Linked DNA regions of Homo sapiens: region 2 is linked to region 1. Evidence: chromatin loops called from intact Hi-C (ENCODE). Cell type or tissue: endothelial cell of umbilical vein. All regions are shown on one strand. Links, peaks and the distances in the headings refer to the core of each region. The heading gives the core; the rest is flanking DNA.

What was found. Hi-C counts contacts between places; a loop is a spot of excess contacts. Peaks named below come from ENCODE experiments on the same cell type or tissue, not always from the same donor. Only the 100,000 strongest peaks of a DNase experiment are listed, where the experiment ranks them.
Region 2: a loop joins it to region 1, with 16 times the contacts of the local background. A loop is called at or near these places in 11 of 110 quality-filtered maps.

What each region holds. Positions count from the first base shown.
Region 1 is chr1:230,911,546-230,922,447 of GRCh38, forward strand. It overlaps TTC13 (tetratricopeptide repeat domain 13), which reads right to left. Exons shown (of 23, transcript NM_024525.5): 16 at 9,876-9,959; 17 at 8,965-9,049; 18 at 4,648-4,757; 19 at 1,078-1,213; 20 at 1-4. Among named protein-coding and RNA genes, the nearest start is that of C1orf198, 48 kb to the left of the region's middle. In endothelial cell of umbilical vein, for the core only: CTCF peaks have their summits at 5,856 (motif pointing right) and 6,422; a DNase peak (open chromatin) is centred at 5,906.
Region 2 is chr1:231,598,656-231,609,557 of GRCh38, forward strand. The region is part of intron 4 of TSNAX-DISC1 (TSNAX-DISC1 readthrough (NMD candidate)); the gene reads left to right. The region is part of intron 1 of LINC00582 (long intergenic non-protein coding RNA 582); the gene reads right to left. Among named protein-coding and RNA genes, the nearest start is that of LINC00582, 8.0 kb to the right of the region's middle. In endothelial cell of umbilical vein, for the core only: a CTCF peak has its summit at 5,530 (motif pointing left); DNase peaks (open chromatin) are centred at 3,296 and 5,446; H3K4me3 peaks cover 237 bases; H3K27me3 peaks cover 359 bases.

The DNA.
Region 1 (10,902 bases), core at 992-8,991:
CCTCCTAGAAAAAAAAGATACAGACTCATAAATACTATAAAGATTACAAACTAATTTTTCATTAGGTGACAGAACACACAAGAATAATCTACATCAAGAAGAGGATTGTTTTCTTCCTCCCCCATAAGAATCTACTTTTCAAATTCTTGAATATTCTATACCCTTTTGTATCATTTTTTTCCAATTTAGTTCAATTTAGAGCAATGTTTTCCCAGCTGTTTCTTAAACTGCAACTCTTGGATAAACATAAAAATCTCAGTCTCCTTTAACGTTATTTGAAATGTCAAAATATATATTGTGACTAAAATTTTAAAAGGCATTTATTAACACCAAATATGTTCTCTCAAACAACATGTACCTTACCCCAAAAGATCTGGGTAAGCCCCTTCCCCTACTCCGCATTGAGATTTGGATGATGCTCAATTATGTGTATAAACTTAGATGTTTAATTATATGGATGCAGTGATTAAATGTTGGAGAAATAAGGTGACTTTTCAAGGGTAAGGGGCACCCGTCCACTGCAGAACACAGAGAAGGGGCGTGGTGGGGAGAGAATGTCCACCATACCCTGCTGCCTGTAACGACTCCACCTCGAGTCCAAGCAGACAACCAAAGAAGAAGGCCACAGACCAGGAAAGGGCCGCCAAGTGCAAAGTATACACAACTTCATTATACTTTCCTTGCCATTAACTCATCAGAATGCATCATCCAGTTTACATTCAAAAGCTCCTTGTAAATATACGGTTATAAGCAACAACCGCAACGAAGGGAAGAAAATGGAAGAAAAAGGTGAAGCCCAGGTCATTTTCATTATGGACCAGCTTTTTTATATCTTGTCAAAGCCCAAACTTATGATAATGTCATAGTGCAGTACTAAATTATTAATTTATTATCCTCCCCATTACTGTAGTTACTAAATACAAGAATTTTTGCCTATAAGAAATAAGAAATATTTTTAGGTCAATTCAACCCAATTTCAAGCATAAGATGTACAATCTCAGTGAAAGGGCAGAGGTTCAAAAAATTTACAAAAGAATCATAGGAAGAGCAGAAAAATGGAAACAAAGAGAAACCTACCCCAAATTCTGATGAAAGAATCAATACTTTTCCTTTTGCTGTCAAATCTTTATAAAGTGCATCTATTTCAGCATGATATAATTGTGTCCTTTCTTCCGTGGTTTGAGTTTCCACAGAAAATAATATATTGCCAACTCTGAAAATACAAAAATAAGTGTGAAAGGCATGTATTATAAGTTCAAACAGCCAAACACAGAAAGTTTTTTTTAAAAAGCAAATAGCATACTGACGTAGCACTAAACATATACAAGAATGTACCTTACCTTTCTAACTATAGACAAGCAAGGTAGGTTTCATGAGAATGCATTCTTTCTTCATAAAATGTGATAGTTGCCTCACCTTTAAGTGACCAGTAACTCATTTGCTCACAGTTAAGTCTAACTACATGTACTTATTACACAAACTTAAGCTAATATATGGGAAAACAATGACACATAGTAAAGAATGCATTTAAATAACCAGTAAATATTTTCTAAGCCACCCCATTAGGATTAAAGGTCAGAAGCAAGAACTGTGTGTAGGAAGAAAGTTCAGGGACTACACCATGGTTCTGTTTTTTATCAAAACAAAAAAAAAGTGGAGCTGAAGCTCCACTGAGGTTCTGTGGAGGATATAAGTTTGATACAACAGGCATTTTTTGTATAACGCCACTAGCAAAGTGTTGCATTTAGTCCTCGGAGCCTACAAAGAAAAGCTCAGCTGCTGCCTTGATTGAGGAAGGAAGGAAGAAACGGGGCCACAAATTATTATTATAAGAAATGGGATCTTGCTCTACCACCCAGGCTGGAGAGCATTGGCATGATCATAGCTCACTGCAGCCTCAAACTTTTGGGCTCAAGTGATCTTCCCGCCTCAGCCTCTTGAGTAGCTGGGACTACTGGTATGCACCTGTAGTTATTTTTAAAAATCTGTTGCAGAGGCAGGGTCTCACCATGTTGCCCAGCCTGGTCTCAAACTCCTGGCCTCAATCTTCCCATCTTGGCCTCCCAATATGCTGGTATGAGCCACCACTTCTGGCCAAGGGCCACAAATTATTATGAAACCATGACTCAGGTCATAATGTAGCTCATCAGAGGTTCAAAAAAGGAATCTAATTTGGACAACATAGAGAAAAGCAGGAAAGGTCTCATGGGAGAAGTGGCCTGAACATGGGTCGGGATGGGAGTGAGAGACCCAGACATTGGAAAGCAGGGGTGAACTGGGGAACAAGCATTCCAGTCGGACTAGCAGGCCAGGTTCCAACAGGGAGATGGTCCAGGTCAAGCAGGAAATGTCTGAGGCCACTTTGTGAGAGGCTGTGAATGCCTGGCAGGGAAGCTGGTTTGGGTAGCCACAGGCAATGGCTGGGTATGGAGAGGGGAGAGATTTGTGGAGCTAGGGGAACGTCCAGTGAGGTGGAGCTCTAGCAACATTGGTGAAGTGCTGGTGAAGCAGGAGACAGAAGATGGGATGCCAGGCAGAGTCGACTCGAGGGGTCAGGAGGCCCAGAGCAAGGGAGGCAACAAGTGAGGTGAAGCAGGAAATTGAGGAAAGATGTCACGTTTCAAGGGGAGAAATTTCATGTACAGTTGACCCTTGAACAACATGGGTTCGAACTGCATGGATCCACTTATACGAGGATTTTCTTCCACCTCTGCCACCCCTGAGACAGCAAGACCAACCCCTCCGTATCCTCCTCCTCAGCCTACTCAACGTGAAGATAGTAAGGATAAAGACCTTTATGAGGATCCACTTCCACTTAATACATAGTTAAGTATATTTTCCTTATTATTTTCTTTTTTTTTCTCTTTTTGAGATGGAGTTCACTCTGTCACCAGGCTGGAGTGCAGTGGCATGATCTCGGCTCACTGCAACCTCCCCGTCATGGGTTCAAGCGATTCTCCTGCCTCAGCCTCCAGAGTAGCTGGAATTACAGGTGCGCGCCACCAGGCCTGGCTAATTTTTGTATTTTTAGTAGAGATGGGATTTCACCATATTGGTCAGGCTGGTCTCGAACTCCTGACCTAGTGATCCGCCCGCCTTGGGCTCCCAAAGTGCTAGGATTACAGGCGTGAGCCACTGCGCCCGGCCGACTTTCTTAATAACATTTTCTTTTCCCTAGCCTACTTTACTGTAAGAATACAAAATATAATATATATAACATATAAAATATATGTTAATCAGCTGTTTATGTTTTTGGTAAGGCTTCTGGTCAACAGTAGGCTATTAAGTTTTGGGGTAGTCAAAGGTTATATGCAAATTTTTGCCTGCTGGGGTGGGAAGGTCAATCCACCTAACCCCTGAGTTATTCAAAGATCAACTGTACTTATATAGTAATTTCATTTCTGCTTAGGAATCTGATCTGAGGATACACATCGTGGATGTGTGAAAAGGTAGGAGAACACTTTTTATGTTAAATAGCACAACCTGCAATCAGGGGAGAATGATCTTTATTGGGAACGTACTTTGATAAGAAGCTTGAGGTAGAGATCAAGACTTCAAAGATATAGAAAAGCCCTGAAATCTGGAAGTTGCTGAACTGGTGTTTACTCATGAAGGCCTGTTTAAGTTTTGACATGGAACTTGAAGAGGTGGCTCCTTGTAGTTTAGAGGAAAAGTATGTGAGAAAGCCAGAGCCCAAGAGGCAGAGGGGCTGGAGAATGTGAGTCATAGTCTCACTGCTGAGCAGGTGGAAACCAGGGGGAGGGCATGGCACTTCCCAAGGCTATGCACCTGAATATGGGGTGTGTGTGTATGTGTGTGTGTGTGTGTGCACAGCTCAAGGCAATTCCACCCACAATTCAAGGAATATGGAGGCTGACAGACAAAGCTTGGATTTCAGATGTAAATAAAACTAGAGTTAATAAAAATGTTTACTGCAGTGCTATTTATAAAGCAAAACAATGAGAAATACCCTAAGTGGTCAATAACAAAAAGATCAGTCAGAGAAATTCTACATCTATACAATGGAATATTATGCAGTTACTAAAAATACTTTTAAGAATATGACTGGGGAAATGATTGTGATAATGTAATGGTAAGGGTAAATAGTAGAACAGTCTAACCTCAGTTTTTAAAGAAAATAACTTGATTTTTATTTTGTTAATTTTGCTTATCTGTATATTCTAAATTTTCTACAATAAGATTATACTACTCATTAATTATTAAAGCTGTTTTCTCTCTCTCTCTCTCTCTCTATATATATATAGATTGGCTTTTATACATATATATTTAAATCTACAATGGACTTCAATCCGCCAACTGCTCATCTTTTTTCATTTTATTAGTAAAAGCCTCCCTCGCCCCCCCAAGGAACTTCAAGAACCCAGAAGAATGTCTCCCACAAACTACATCATACATAGTATCTAGAAAGTCCTTAGATTTAGACAGTCAGAAAATGTATCTGCTGGTGTAATACTTTAGATGTCACATTTTTTTAAATAACTGGTTATAACTGCTCACTGGACCTTGATACTTTTCATTTCAGGATGGAGCAAAAGTTCAACACCACAAAACTCTATAGTGACAATAAGCACAGGCACCCTTCCTGCCTCGTCTCTAGTTTACACCCACATTAAGAAGCGCACATACTTGTCTCCTGTAATCGTGATTGTGAATCCATCATATTCCTTCCCTTGGTCTTTAAGGCTGGGAACTTTTGTGTTCACGGTGAACCCATCCTTCGTTTTAGTATTAAACTGCTTTCAGGGAAAAAGAAAATTCACGTTACTAGTGTTTCATTCACTGTAAACCCCAACTGCAACTCTGTAGTGCTGGCTCTACCTTACATGTTTTTAAAAAGGGCCAAGGAGGTCATCTGATACAAGAGATGGTGGCCTGGTGGCCAAGGACATCTCTGCCTGTCTTCAGGCCCCAACAGAGCCCAGGTTACGCTCCCCACAGCTCCTACCAGAGGCCAGCAGAGAACCTCAGCACCAAAAGCTCACAGGTTCTCTTCGTCAACAAGGGGCACTGCTCACTTCTAAGAGCTCCCTTTGAATGTTTTCTCATGTCCATCTTAGTAGGCAGCAACCTTGAATCATGGCAGAATAGTTGTACCTAACATCCCGTAACTCAAAAATGCAACTTATGCTCATACTAGTGCTCAAAGCAGAGACTGATTTTTCTGAAGAGTACCCAGGATTATATCCACTAACTGGAGAACTTCATTCACACCCACACCCACACCCACCCAACTCTGTGAGCCACAGATAAGTCGGTTAAGTTAAAAGAATTACTCGGAGTTAAGAATGGCTTTCGGAGTGATAAATGTATGAACACAGTTTCAGACGTTAGCTTTCTGTTTAAAACATTTGGGACAAACCTGCAATGGCAATAAATAGGTTTCAGAAAATGACCCCCAAATTTAGTTAACTTAATATTGCCAATTTTTTTTTTTAATTGATGGACTGGAAGTTAAGAGAAGCAACAGTAAAGTACAAGAGGCTGCTGCTTCATGAGGGGAGAGCTTGTCTAGAAACAGAAAGATGCACCAGGTGTCACCAGCAGCCCAGAAGCCAGAGGATGAGTGGCACAGGTCATAAGGCCCACAGCAGGCACTGAGCAGGCAAGCATCTTTCACGCCAAAAAAAACGACTTTCAGGAGAAGAAATGCGTTAACACACTATGTGCCAATTCTCATCTAATCCTCACAACATACTGATAGCACTAGGTATGGTCTCAATCTTACAGATGAGAAACGAACTAGGTGAGGCAAAGTCTGGCTGAGTCCCAGCCAGCAGGGAAGCCGCAGAGTGGGAATGTGGGCCCAAGGTCTTGGTGAATTCCAGTCCGCGTTACTTGCTAATAAACCGCCTCTAGGGGGCGCTGACATACACGTTAACTTGGTTTTTCATCAACAGTACCATTGTGCCTTTCAGTGGAAGTTGACCTGGTACATTCCACTAAGCACTTTAAACACTCAAATATCTTGTTGTATATTCTGCTGTGTGTGCCTTGCAAAGTACCAATATATCCGTAATCCTGGGTAAAGGCTAGATGTATAATGCTGAAATGGAATGTCATCCCACCGCAGAGAACAAACATCTTACATCTTTCAGACAACAGTTGGTGATTTCACACCGAGAGGCACACTGAGGCTGGCGATGCCGCGTCTCAGGCTGCATGCTAAGTGACTACAGTCTTGTAGCCCACTCTGTTTTTCTTCTTAGACAAAGACATATAAAATATTAAAATCTCCCTAAACTGACGTTGTATTCTGCCTAATACCACAGGACATCTAAATGCCTAACTAGAATACCCACAGGAAGGCAGCTGAAGAGCCCTCACACACCAGTTTCCTTTCTATATGGTACATCTCAGGGCCTGTGGTGAAGCCATTCTGCCCCCTGGGGGGCGCTGGGGAAATTTATGGGAGACTGATTATTACAGGGATTGGACAGTTGGGAGCCAAGATTACTATATGTCCCACAGTACAGGGGATTGTCACACATAATGTATGATTTTCTAATGTCCCACTGGATTTTCATGTAGATGAAGAACATGTTTATCATTTAATCAATATGTGGGCCTGGAACCAGACTCTGTTTTGCACTTAAACGCTAACTATTTATTATATAGTTTTCATACATACTGAATTTGCCAGGAATGCAAATAGCATACACATTGAGTAAGGAGTCTACTATATATAGCTTGGAGCTTTACTAAGCTTGGTTTACCATTTCAGAAAACCACATCGCCAATGACAATGTAGCTCACCAAATAACACACAGATATGGGGCTACACTTATAACTGTCACATTCACCATGATTTTACATGCAGGTGTGAAGCACTGGCTACTGCTTTCCGGCTTCTAGAGAAGGCCTGCCCCAATTTCTGCATACTGAGATACACTGTGTGGACACTGTGTGGACTGAGATACTGAGATGACTTTGCGTGGACATTTTTTAGGAGGTGAGACATATTCTCTGTGAAGTTCATCTTAGTGCAATAAAGGAGTCAGTAAAGGGGGCATCTGAACATGTTTACTGAGTCAACGCAGTGGGTTTGAGAAGGTTGAGGGGCACTGTGTTAGTGCATCAGACCCTCACAATAAACTCCACGAGGTAGGTCTGGCCACAATATTTGGTCTTCAGCAGACCAAAAACCTGGAATAACTGTAAAATAGGCTCATCCACACCCACCCAGGCAGATGTGGGGCCTGGGTCAGATGCTCAGCTCTGTTCATGACATGCTACTTCCTTGCTATTCCTTAGAAATAGATACACTTTGCTTATTCATACAAATTTCCTAAATTTTACATGAATCAATCTCATCTACTATAGCTGCAAGGAAAACATTTACTGAAGTTGCACATTAGTGTTTAAACCACTAATTGGAAAAGCAATTCTAACTGCTGTTGGCATGTTTTGGGGCAGTTTTACTCCTAGATGGAGGAAAGGTTCACACAGTTATAATTCTTAATGGATTATACTTTAATCAAATAATTTCTGTCCCTTTTAGTGTCCTTCCCATTGAATTCAAATGTTTCCATTATTGATATTGCCACACATACTTTTCTTCTCATTAGCATTTGCCTGGTATACCTGGATCATACTATCATACTTTTGTATCTAGCTTTTTGTTTGTTTGTTTGTTTGTTTTTAGGAGATGGGGTCTCACTCATCACCCAGTGTAGGCAAGAGAGCAAGACCCTGTCTCAAAAAAAAAAAAAGAACAGAAATTTATTTTGGAGGCTGGGAAGTCTGAGATCAAGGTGCCAGCGTCTGATGTGAGCCTTCTGACTGCTGCCTCACATGACGGAAGCTGGAAGGGCAAGAGAGGCCACTCCCCAAAGCCCTTTTTATAACGGCATGAATCCATTCATGAGGGCTCTGCCATTAAACACTTCCTGTTAGGCTCCACCTCCCAACATATGTGCACTGAGGATTCCATTTCCAACACATTCATTTTGAGGGGAACACATTCAAACGATGGCATTTACTTCTCTAGTAATTAAAGAGTATAGGTTATTTTGCCTTTCTTTAAAGGGTAATGAGTTTTGACAGGTAGTCAAATCACTAGCAGATCCACTTAATCCTTTAGACTTAGTTTTATTCTTTGTTAGGGCAGTCTATTTAGAAATTGTTCTTAGTCCTAGGTTGTGGGCCTTACTGTAAAGTATGGTCTTACTTTTAAACTGTGTCCTTTCTGGGGTCTTAACTAAACGCCCAAGGTGTTCACAGGATCCATCCACATTGGCAAGGCCGAAACTCCAATGTCTCTCAGCACATACACCTCTGATACCTCTGCTCAGCTTTCGTTCCCACAGTAGCCACTCTCTGCTGAGCCTCTCATGGTCTTTTATTGCATGTTCATGACCAAGGTCTTAGTCAAGGATGAAAAGGAGTGCTCACATTAACCCCTGAGCACTCCCCAGCCTACATGGCCTCCTTCTCTCCTATACTCTGCTCTGCAAATTCCAGCCACTTTGGCAGAACCAAACTCCACTCTCTACCTCCTTAGCTTAGCAAGACCACTGTACTCTGCTTGGGCTCCACATTACCGTGCAGTGGTCTAATAAATACCACAGTAGAAAGCTGGGGTGACAGTGGGATTCACATTATTGTAATTAGCCAGTGCCTGAAAATAACTAACTTTTGTCCAGTTTTATAACTGCAATCATGTAGAAGGGCAGCTGAGTACCAGTTACTCAGCTGTGGCCAGAAGCAGAATTCAATTATATGTATTTTTAAGTTTTCTTTTTTCTATATTAACTGCTTCCTCACAAGTTGTTTTTTCTGTTTGAGTCTGATGCCTGTAGGTTCTTTTATTTTGGTTATTATTCAGAATGTGTTCATACGAGTGATTTCAAATAGCATTTAATAATTCTGAGTTCTTTTTAAAAAAGTGCTGTTGGTTTTCTTTTCCTCTAAAAACATGGACTGCCATTCTGATGCTAAAGTTACCTTCATAATCGGAAGAAGGTCTTCTACTTTGTGTACCTTTTCCAGGGCTTCCCGAACTTCCAGCAATCCTTTAGGATTATTAGCTCTTAAAGAGAGACAGAGAGAGATGGCAACTGAGATTAATGCAGAATTGTAATAATTAATCATGCAATTATCTTTAATTTAAATAAATTGACCTCAATTTTGAGTAGCTAAACATTCAAAATGGTAGGCCACAAATAAACCTTCCAAATAACGGGATAGTTCAATTCTAATGAGTTTTGGACTGCAGATGAAAATTAAGGAAACAGCAGCAGATGAGAATTAAGGAAACATCTAGAAGGCAAAACAGGAAAAAGCAGAATGGATCAAAAGCCAGTGTTTGTGTGAACATGTATGGTTATGAGTTTGGTTCTTAAACTCTGATTTTCCTATTCCAGCTCTAAAATTATATGTGGATGTTTTGTGTTGTTTTTTTCCTTTCTAAAGCTGCTCAAATGAAAGTATTCTGCTAGGTTTTTCCACCGATTTTATATTTACTTGGTGATATTTAAGCATTCAGATTTTTTTTCTCCTAGTGTTCTGCTCATTGTTTTGTCTATCCCATCCTGCCTTTCAAGTGAAGGAGAGTAAGTATTAAAGCTGAAATCCCTAAAAGATAAATCCAAAGAAACATCCTGCTTTATAGAAGAAAGAGACTAGAAAAGTCACAATAGTGCACATAAAGTTAAAAACACTTCAGTTGAGGTCTGTGGATTTTGTATTAAAAAGAAAGTGATTATGAAAGCCTTTACGATTCTAAACACTGTGTAAAAATTTGATAGACCTTGTTTAGCCCGTCAACAGGCTTAGTTCTCAAGTTTCAAAAATATAACAAATATAAAACACATGAAATCAACTCATTACTAAGAAGGAGAAAATTAAAGGCTTACCCATGATAAACAAGAATTCTGTCTTTAATAAAATGAAGTATTTTCTCAAAATATTCTAGGTATCTCATGTTGATCACCTGACCCCTATAAGGCAAAAATAATAAAATTAAGAATATTTTTATAGAAGAATATGCTCAAGCCAACATCTAATTTCAAAGTTAATTTAAAAAAATAAGAAACTATGAGAATAATGTAGAAAAAAAAAGTCTGGGAAATTCGCTTGTTCATAGTCAATGAGTGGTGAAGCAAAGCACCGTCTTAGCAAGACTGCCTGCCAGCTCACAGGGCCTATTCTGGCATCAAACTCAGTGCCAGATCAGCCACAATGGGAAGACAAATCCCCCAGCACTAAAGTGAGGTCCAGACTTTCATATCAGCGTCCTCTGACGGATCCCATCACTTGTGGGCAGTGTGCCGTCTCCCCTCCCTCAGTTCTCCCAACAGCATTATCCAATACCCTGTCTTGCTCTCTAGCTCACTAGCAGTCTCCTTTCCTCTACCCACTCGGAATACTCTTTTCCTCACATTTCTATCCCTTCTGATCTTTTCCTTTTAAACTCACTCCCAGAACTCCATGTTCAGCCAACATGCTGAGTCACATGACACAGCCGACTGCTCCCAGGACATCGCTCCCTGGGTTCCCACCAGGCATCTCAAACCTCAAAGGTTACTGTCAAGTAAGAATTCCCTCCTGCAACCCACACTTCTCCCAGCCTCCCCACTAAACATGTCCACCTACTTTTCGTTCTGGTGCTCTCTGGCCTAATGGGACAACCACGTACCTGAGGGAAGGTGGCCTTCCTCTAGCTCCATGCCCTTCCCACTGCAGCCCACTGCCAGTGCTCCTGATTCTATCTTCTAAGAGTCTAGCTCTTCCTCTCCAACTCACTACCACACAGCTTTTGAGGCCTTTGCACTTGTCCACCTGAACAACTACACAATTTTCCAACCTCCTCCCTTACCTCCGAGGTTCCTGCCTCCTCTCCAATCTATTTTGCCATCTTCTCCCAATGTGCAAATCTGTTCC
Region 2 (10,902 bases), core at 922-8,921, 690 kb after region 1:
AACCATGGACAGTGAAACTGCAGATAAGCGGGGACTGTTGTATTTGGAAATGAAGCTGTCATTCATTTCCTTCCTGCCCACCAAAAACCCACTGTATTAGGCCATTCTTGCATTGCAATAAAGAAATACCTGAGACTGGGTAATTTATGAAGAAAAGAGGTTTAATTGGCTTGCGGCTCTACAGGCTGCACAGGAAGCATGGCACCAGCACCTGCTTGGCGTCTAGGGAGTCCTCAGGAAGCTTTCAATCATGGCAGAAGGCGAAGGGGAGCAGGTACATCACACGGTGAAAGCAGGAGCAAGTTGGGGTAGGGAGGTGCCACACAATTTTAAGCAACCAGATCACGTGTGAACTGAGTGAGAGCTCACTTATCACCAAGGTGATGGCCCAAGCCATTCATGAGGGATCTGCCCCCGTGATCCAAATACCCCTAGCAGGCCCCACCTCCAACATTGGGGATTACTGTTTCAACCTGAGATTTGGGTGGGGACAAATATCCAAACTATCTCACCAACCAACCCCTAACTGTGATCACTGCAAATAAACCCCAGTAACAGAAAAAGCAGTCCAATGAAAGATATAACAATTTTTCTATTTCTTCTGAGTTTAGAAAAATGAGCTAGAAATTTGGTGTGTGGGAAAGTTCGTCTAAAGTCTTGTATATGCTCAAGAATGCCTTGTCTGTGAGTGTGCTCTATAACATTTCGAGAAACTACAGAAGGAAATTATAACGCCTTTTCCCATGAAAACTGTTAGGAAAATGGGGCCAGGAGCAGTGGCTCATGCCTGTAATCCCAGCACTTCGGGAGGCCGAGGCGGGCAGATCACGAGGTCAGGAGATGGAGACCATCCTGGCTAACACGGTGAAACCCCGTCTCTACTAAAAATACAAAAAATTAGCCGGGCGTGGTGGCGGGCGCCTGTAGTCCCAGCTACTCGGGAGGCTGAGACAGGAGAATGGTGTGAACCCAGCAGCGGGTGCTTGTAGTGAGCCGAGATCGCGCCACTGCACTCCAGCCTGGGCGACAGAGCGAGACTCCGTCTCAAAAAAAAAAAAAAAAAAAAAAGGAAAATGGATGCCAGTTGACAGGATCAAATTTCGTATTTGTATACTTGGTAGATTTGGAACTCTAAAGTAGATCCTATGAGGAGACAGATAATTGAACAACAACAACCAAAAAGTAAAAAAAACTCTGTGTCCTAGATGACTCCATGAAATGTAAGTCAAGCACTATGGTATACCATATTTACCCTAACAGAGAAACACTCAGAAACCTAGCCGGTTTTTTGAGGGAAGAACTATTTGTATAGAAACCTGGAGGTACAAACCATTTAGTAGGAGAATTGTCCTATTGTGCCTTCAGCCACATCTCATTTAAAATCGTAAGTAAAGAAAGTTCTAGAGCCTGTAGTAAAAATATTTATTCAAATGTAAATTCATTTATTCAAATGCATTTTATCTACCCTTTCCTTCCATCCGGCACCTTCTCAAGGACCTCTCTAGTATAGTATTTTGGGATCTTGAATCAGCTGCTGACCATGGCTCTTAGTTGCATAGAGACCTCTTGTTGTAAACGCATTTGCTTGTCGTGGAGCTTAACATTTATTATTTAGTAAGCAAAGATAGACATGGGTTCAGGATCCTGCAGAAATTAAACAGAGGTCCTTGAAAAACTTGAATGTGTCCTGCTTATCTTTTCATTTCTCCTTTTCCTGGGTTTTCACTGATATCCGTATGGGAAAAATATAGCTATATTTTCCTCTTGTATTCTCCAAGCAAGTACTGAGTAGCCCAGATTCACCATTTGACAGGAAACAGTGTCATCACCGTAGGCAGATCTAATACCGATGGAAAAGAGCTGATGTAATTTAAATGCTCTCTGTGATTTCTGGAAGTCTTTACAGAATTGTTTTGTATTGTAAGAGCCGCCAAAGGCAGCTGTACTAAGCAACATTTAACAGAGTAGTAAAATGCATTTCAGACCAGGAGGAATTCAGCCATGCTAGCACATGGCACCTTCCACGCTGAAAGGCAAATCACAATCAGAATAAGGCCCACGAAGTTTATTTCACCTACTGTGTTTGCAACTTTGCCAAACCGCAACTTTAACAGTGACATAGACATATAAATATATAATGTACATGAACAAATGACCAGTAAACTTTGACATCTGGTTTTTATCTTAAGTCTGTTTCTTTGTCTTGTCACTGTGGAAAAAAACCCGGAAAAGTCTTGAAAGCTAATTAGCTCCAAATTTATTTTAGGAATGAAGGGCCAAAGAGTTTTGATGACAAATTTTTCTTTGTTGCAGCTGCCAAGCTGGTCTCTGACCCCTCAATTTAATGGAAGTGATTATTTATTTGCACATACGTCCTTTGTTTTTTTCAATACAGAACTCTCTTTCCTGGAAATAGGCACCTAGCTTCTAATTCCCATTTGCAAAGAATTTGCTGTCTTAAACAAGCTTTAAAATACTGTACTAAACATCTCTTTCAATATATTCCTTTATTAAACTGATTTCTAGGCTTTATCAGAGGGAATGTATAATAATAATATGTATTGTTTTTTGAGTTTACATTTTCCTTCAAATTAAAAAATTTTTTTCTTATAAGACTAATTTCCCACCCAGTTTACATATTCTTAGTGGGTGTGCATGCAAACACACACGTATGTACACATATACACACACAGTTTATACATTCTTGTCTTTTTCATTATATTTATGAATATGTTATTTTGGTATAGGTGTAAATGAAAAGTTATTAATTTCAGGTTATTGATTGTCTATTATTTTGAAAGACCAAAGTTTGACTTAATTCCACTTATCATAATCACAAAACTTCTGGTGGGCTATCTCATCCTTTTAAAGCAGTTAAATAGCTTTTATATAAATATGAATATATAATATGTACACAAATGTATGTACCCATACATATTTGAGAAATATATATAATACATATGGCATATATATGAAAGCACCACTGAATCAGACACATTATATACATTTCTCTTGATTTTAGAGCAAAAAGCGTTTAGGGGGAAATGTATAGGCTGAAGTTAAAGATTTGGGAACTCAGTGGTCATAAAGTTGCTGGTCTAATGATGTCAATGTCAGTCCTCCAGCCTAATGGGAAAGGTATGGAGAACCCCTTAGCTTTCTTCTCAACAGAACTTGTCTCCTTTTCCTCCTCTGCACACTGTGAGACTTTGTAGGACTTAGAAGGCTATGTCTGTGAATCAGCCAGGAAATAGATCTCTCTGCTGGGCTTAATCAACCTCTGCTGCCCTTAGGTCTTCGCAGAGGTCCTGGGATTGCAGGTTCTGGACCTAGCCCAAGGAAGCTCAGTTTTTCCTTGCCAAAATCTACGCAAATAACATCCAGAAGTGGATCACTTTTTCTTTTTTTTAAGAGCATGAATTTAAGTGTCACTCATTCTCCCATGTAAACATTGGCATAAATAGCTGATTTTATCCTTGGGATGGCATAGTCTATCCCACGACTGCCAAAAGAACCTGGACCCTGCCATGGTAAATAAACCCCTCATCTTGCCCAAGAAGAAGGACATTTATATGGTTATAAATACCTACATTTTATTACAGGCTTAAAATTTGATACAAAATGTAAACATTGTGTTTGGCATAGTTGGGAGTAAATTTACATTGCTAATGGTTGCAAAACAAAAATAAGCTTTAGTTAGCAAAGAAAACTTTAATAATTCTATTGAAAATAAATTTTACTGCTATGGCAACTGTAGAACAAAGATAATAAACAAAAGATAACCATGGCGTGAAACCATATCACATTTGTGGGCCATGGGCTGGGAGATTGAATCCTTAGTACTTCTTATGAAAACACAGTGCTTCAGTCAATTTCTGGATCTTACTATCGGCATACTGTTATGAAGACACATTATTCTGCTTAGTCTGCTTGCCTTTTAGTGAACTTAGTTATATTCATGTCTAAAAAAACCTGTAAACTTATTATGCATGACTCATTTTTTCATAGTCTTCAAAATGATTGTAAGGATAGATAATGATCTAGTAAACTAATGTTACAATTAACTATTAATCATTGGCTATTTAGATTTATAGTTTCACTTTTGTAGTTTTTGCCTCTATTGACATATTTTCTAAGGATAAATTTGTAGGAATAAAATTCTTGTGTGAAGGGGTTATTGATATTTATTTTTCTTTTCTTTTCTTTTCTTTTTTTTTTTTTGAGACGAAGTCTAGCTCTGTCACCCAGGCTCCGCCTCCCGGGTGCAAGCGATTCTCCTGCCTCAGCCTCCTGAGTAACTGGGATTACAGGTGCTAATCATGCCCAGCTAATTTTTGTATTTTTAGTAGAGACAGGGGTTCCACCATGTTGGCCAGGCTGACCTCCTCAAGCACTCCTGACCTCAAGCAGTCCGACCATCTCGGCCTCTCAAAGTGCTGGGATAAAGGCGTGAGCCACCACGCCCGGCCCATTTATTTTTCTTATTTAAACATTTTCTTCCTTTGACTTGTTTGCTTGTGTTTGTTCTCAGTTTTTAGAATCATTAAACATTTTGGCCATATAGAAAAATATACAGAAGCCTGGCCGGGCGTGGTGACTCACGCCTGTAATCCCAGCACTTTGGGAGGCCGAGGCGGGCGGATCAGGAGGTCAGGAGATCGAGACCATCCTGGCTAACACGGTGAAACCCTGTCTCTATTAAAAATACAAAAAATTAGCCGGGCGTGGTGGCGGGCTCCTGTAGTCCCAGCTACTCGGGAGGCTGAAGCAGGAGAATGGCGTGAACCCGGGAGGCGGAGCTTGCAGCGAGCCGAGATTGCGCCACCGCACTCCAGCTTGGGTGACAGAGTGAGACTCCGTCTCAAAAAAAAAAAAAAAAAAAAAAAAAAATACAGAAGGCTTTTATTTTATTTATCTTTACGACCTTTTCCCCTGTTGTTTAGGCACTTGTGTGAGCTCAAGAAACATCTAATGAATCAAAAGATAGTCCTTTGGTGCTTTAGAAATGTGGTTTTGAGATTAAGTCAAATCAATAAGTCTTTATTGAGCGTGTGTTAAGTACAATAGCACAGACCAAAGCGCAAAGAGATTCTGGGGATTTCGACTTATGAGTTAATTCAGGCTCCACTAGGGCAGAAGCTGTTGTTCACTTTTCTCCTTCTTGGGTGACAGGTGGGTCTGCATCACAGCTGCTCTGGAGGAAGAGCAGCCATCTCTTCCTGCTGTCACCATTGCCTTGGTAGGACTGGTGTGTGTATGGGTGTGTACTTGTCTTTCTTAACCTTTCACTTTTGAAGATCTTCCTTCTTCATCTTGTCCTGCCCTCTGGAAGGTGAGAAGTTGCTTGTGTTATCTCCATTTGTGTGCAGTCTAAAATGGCTACAGGGCATTCTAAGCAAAGGGGCTCGAGGAGGAGATGTTGGATATCTCAGGAGAAGACCCTGAAGAAATCCCTTCTCCCTAGAGGAAAAAAGTCGCGGGCAGCAATCGAGATGGCTCTACCGAATAAAGCAGTTTTTAGTCAACTTCTACCACCTAGTGGCCATTTCTGAGAGGCTCTTTTCCCCTTTATTTATTTTTAAAAGTATTTTGACATATGCAAAGACATTTGTATCTGTCAATCCATGTTTTCTTTAAAAATGTCAAGATCAAAATAACACAGTGTCACAAAGAGAAGTAATCATTGCAAGAACTAAAACCCAGAGATGCTTAAAGATGGTTCTTGGGCAACCACTTATATTTTAGTTTGTTCCCTTCAGTCCTATTTGAATTTTTAAAATTCTATTTGAATTTTTATTGTCACATGTGTATGATACTTTTATAATATATATTTTAAGTTTTTAAATTTATAAAGGTCTTTTTAATATATAAATAGAGCCGGGCAAGGTGGCTCATGCCTGTAATCCTAGCACTTTGGGAGGCCAAGGCTGGCAGATCACCTGAGGTCAGGAGTTCGAGACCAGCCTGGCCAACATGGTGAAACCCCATCTCTACTAAAAATACAAAAAATTAGCCAGGGATGGTGGTGCACGCCTGTAATCCCAGCTATTCGGGGGGCTGAAGCAGGAGAATTGCTTGAACTGGGGAGGCAGAGGTTGCAGTGAGCAGAGATCTCGCCACTGCACTCCAGCCTGGGCGACAAAGTGAGACTCAATCTAAAATATACATACACACACACACACACACACACACACACACGTTTTGAGGGGTGTTAATTTCTGGCAATTAGTGCAAAAGGTGTATTAAATATGAATGTGAAAAAAGTTTAAAAGGAAAAATTTTAAATGTTTGTTTTTCAGATAACCTTATATAACATGGGAAATAAACATTACTTAAAAATTTACTTCATTTGCTCCTACTTCACCAAATCAAATGGTTTCCATTTCTCAGGTTGTTTTCATTCATTGATCGATATGCAAACGTAGTTTTTCTCTCATATATAACAGTCCATCCAGATTTTCTGACATGGGATCAGAATCTTTAAATGCTTCATTATAGAAACATCACCATCTACAAGGGGGCATGAGTGAAATCAGTAGAATTTTCTTTGCTTGAGATCTCTTTTGCCAGAAGGGCAAGTGGCTTTTGTCAAATGAATTGTGTTTTGATGAAACAGTGTAGCTGATACTCAGAAGCCTGGAGCAAACCTTCTGGTACAGGAGAGGGCCCTTCTGTTGTGTAAGTTTTGCAGTAGCACAGACTGCATTTTTAGCTCTGACACAGTCTTCGTGATTTTGGACAAAAACTAGACTTTCAGACTCGATTCCTTGGTGCATTAGTTTGCTAGGACTGCCATAGCAAAGTACCACAGACTGTGGCTTAAACAGCAGAAATGTATTGTCTCACAGTTCTGGAGGCTGGAAGTCTGAGATCAACGTGTTGGCTGGGTTGGTTTCCTATGAGACTGCTTCTCTTGGTTTGCAGGCAGCTGCTGTCTTGATGTGCCCTCACGTGGTCACCCCTCAGGGTGTGTCTGTGTCCTGTGTCTGTGGCCTCATCTCCTCTTCGTATACGAATATCAATCATATTAGATTAGGGTCCACCCTTAATGACCTCATTTTAACCCAATTGCCTCCTTAAAGATCCTATTTCTAAATACGGTCACATTCAGAAGCACTGGGGCTTAGGGCTTCAGCACTTGAATTTTGGAAGTCACAACTCAGCTCATAGTGCCTGGCTTGGGAATATGGCTAATAATTTCGCCTGGCAGAATTGTGCAGTTGTGAGGTCATGTTTAGAAAACTCCTGGTGTGATGCCAAGGTGCACAGTAGCTGCTCAATGAACAAGCTGTTATTCCTACTTCAGTTTGGATTTTGAATATCAGATTTCCTTAAAGTGAGGAGCCCCTATAACAGAATCCAGGGATTTTTAAAATATTGGATCAAAATGCCATTCAGTCAACTAGGACCTGACACTAATCTATCTCATTGCATCTTCTCTGGCCTTCATGCTGCACCAAGACACTGCACGTACTAAATGCTCCACTTTTAGGAATGCTTAATTGTCCTGTCTGGGTCCACTCACTCCAGTTACTCCAGCTCACCCTGGGAGGCAGTAAGCCATCCCAAGAACCATGGTTAGGACCATAGGTCCTGGAGTCCCCAAGATGTCCAGCTCCATTGCTTACATCCTAGACATAGGCATGGTATTTAACCTCTTTAAAGCTTCAGTTTCCCCATTTGTGAAATGGGGGTAATTGCATCACTACTAAATCTGTAGCATTCTTTTGAGAACTGAAAAAAATGGTCAAAGTAAAGCCCTTGGCATAATGGTAACAGACAATAGATAAGCTCTTAATTTTAAAAAATGTTTAAAAATTTTTTCGAGACAGGGTCTCACTCTGTCTCCTAGGCAGGAGTGCAGTGGTGCTATCACAGCTCACTGCAGCCTCGAACTCCTGGGCTCAAGTGATCCTCCCATCTCAGCCTCCCGAGTAGCTGGGACTACAGGTGCTGGCACCATACCTGGCTAGTTTCGTTGATTTTAATTTTTTGGCAGAGTCTCGTTATGTTGCCCAGGCTTGTCTCAAACTCCTGGGCTCAAGCGATCCTCCCGCCTCATCTTGGTTTCCTGAAATGCGGGGATTAAAATATAAACCACCGTGTCTGGCCGGTAAACTCATTACTGTTGGCTTTTATTATGATTTTTATTTGCCTCCCAGTACCTAGGTATTTAATTATAAGAGGAATGCCCTTTCAGAATCCCTGTCATAGTATTGCAGTTAGCAGGGCTAGCTCCACTGCATTCCTGAGAAGTGATGCTTGGGAGGCTGATATCTCTCCTGCATCCTGCTGCTGCCCTATAAAGGAGGAGGGCAGTGGGGCTCAACTCCCAGCCTGCACACCTCCTCCTCTTCCTTAGCTTGCTGATCTTTCTCTTAAGGGCTTTTTCCTCCCTCTGCCTACCCCGGTAATGACTACCCTCTTTTCCATTTTTTTTAAACTTTTATTTTAGGTTCAGGGTTACATGTAAAAGTTCGTTACATAGGTAAACTCATGTCACAGGGTTTTGTTGTACAGATTATTTGATCACCCAGGTATTAAGCCCAGTACCCAATAGTTATCTTTTCTGCTCCTCTCCCCCCACCCACCCTCCACCCTCAAGTAGACACCAGTGTCTGTTGTTTCCTTCTTTGTGTTCATAAGTTCTTGTCATTTAGCTCCTGCTTATAAGTGACAACATGTGGTATTTGGTTTTCTGTTCCTGTGTGACTTTACTAAGGACAATGACCTCTAGCTCCATCCATGTTCCTGCAAAAGACATGATCTTGTTCGTTTTTACGGCTGCTTAGTATTCCACGGTGTGTATGTACCACATTTGCTTTATTCAATCTGTCATTGATGGTCATTCAGGTTGATTCCATGTATTTGCTATTGTGAATAGTGTTGCAGTGAACATTCGCGTGCATGTGTCTTTATGGTAGAATGATTTATATTCCTCTGGGTATACACCCAGTAATGGGATTGCTGGGTCAAATGGTAGTTCTGCTTTTAGCTCTTTGAGGAATCGCCATACTTCTTTCCATAATGGTTGAACTAATTGACACTCCCACCAACAGTGTATAAATGTTCCCTTTTCTCTGCAGCCTAGCAGCATCTGTTATTTTCTGACTTTTTAATAATAACCATTCTAACTGGTGTGAGGTGGTATCTCACTGTGGTTTGAATTTGCATTTCTCTAATGATTAGTGGTATTGAGCTTTCTTTCATATGCTTGTTGGCCGCATGTATGTTTTCTTTTGAAAAGTGTCTGTTCATGTCCTTTGCCCACTTTTTAACGGGGTTGTTTGTTTTTCTCTTGCAAATTTAAGTTCCTTATAGATGCTGGATATTAGACCGTTGTCAGATGCATAGTTTGCCAGTATTTTTTCCCATTGTGTATGTTGTCTGTTTACTCTGTTGGTAGATTCTCTTGCTGTGCAGAAGCTCTTAAGTTTAATTAGATACCACTTGTCAATTTTTGCCTTTGTTGCGATTGCTTTTGGTGTCTTTGTCATGAAATCTTTGCTCATTCTTTTTTTTTTTTTTTTTTTTTTTTTTTTTTCAGACAAAGTCTCGCTCTATCGCCCAGGCTGGAGTGCAGTGGCACAATCTTGGCTCACTGCAACCTCCGCCTCCTGGGTTCAAGCAATTCTCCTGCCTCAGCCTCCAGAGAAGCTCAGACTACAGGCGCACACTGCCACACCCAGCTAATTTTTTGTATTTTAGTAGAGACGGGGTTTCACCATGTTGCCCAGGCTGGTCTCAAACTCCTGAGCTCAGGCAATCCACCTGCCTCAGCTTCCCACAGTGTTGGGATTACAGGCGTGAGCCATCGTGCCCAGCCTCTCTGCCCATTCTTATGTCCCGAAGGGTATTGCCTAGGTTGTCTTGTGGGATTTTTATAGTTTTGGGTTTTACATTTAAGTCTTTAATCCATTGTGAATTGATTTTGTATATGGTGTAAGGAAGGGGTCCAGCTTCAATCTTCTACATGTGGCTAGCCAGTTATCCCAGCACCATTTATTGAATAGGAAGTCTTTTCCCCATTGCTTGTCTTTGTCTAGTTTGTTGAAGATCAGGTGGTTGTAGGCATGCAGCATTATTTCTGGGCTCTCTATTTTGTTCTATTGATCTATGTGCCTGTTTTTGTACCAGTACCATGCTGTTTTGGTTACTGTAACCCTGTAGTATAGTTCAAAGTCAGGAACCATAATTTCTCTGGCTTTGTTCTTTTTGCTTAGGATTGCCTTGGCTATTCAGGCTCTTTTTTGGTTCCATATTATTATTGTTTTGGAGTCTCACTCTGTTGCCCAGGCTGGAATGCAGTGTCACAATCTTGGCTCACTGCAACTTCTGCCTCCTGGTTTCAAGCGATTCTCCTGCCTCAGCCTCTCAAGTAGCTGGGATTACAGGTGCATGCCACCATACCTGGCTAATTTTTGTAATTTTAGTAGAGACGGGGTTTCACCATATTGTCCAGGCTGGTCTCGAACTCCTGACCTCAGGTGATCCACCCACCTCAGCCTCCTAAAGTGCTGGGATTACAGGCATTGGGCACTGCGCCTGACCCCATATTAATTTTAAAGTAGTTTCTTTTTTCTAGTTCTGTGAACAATGTCATTGGTAGTTTGATAAGAATAGCATTGAATCTGTACGTTGCTTTGGATTGTATGGCCATTTTAATAATATTGATTTTTCCTATCCATGAGCATGGGATGTTTTTCCATTTGTTTGTGTCTTCTCTGATTTCTTTGAGCAGTGTTGGAGATCTCTCACCTCCCTGGTTAGCTGTATACCTAGGTATTTTATTCTTTTTTTGTGGCAATTGTGAATGGGATTGCCTTTCTGATTTGGCTCTCAGCTTGACTGTTGTTGGTTTATAGGAATGCCAATGATTTTTGTACATTGATTTTGTATCCT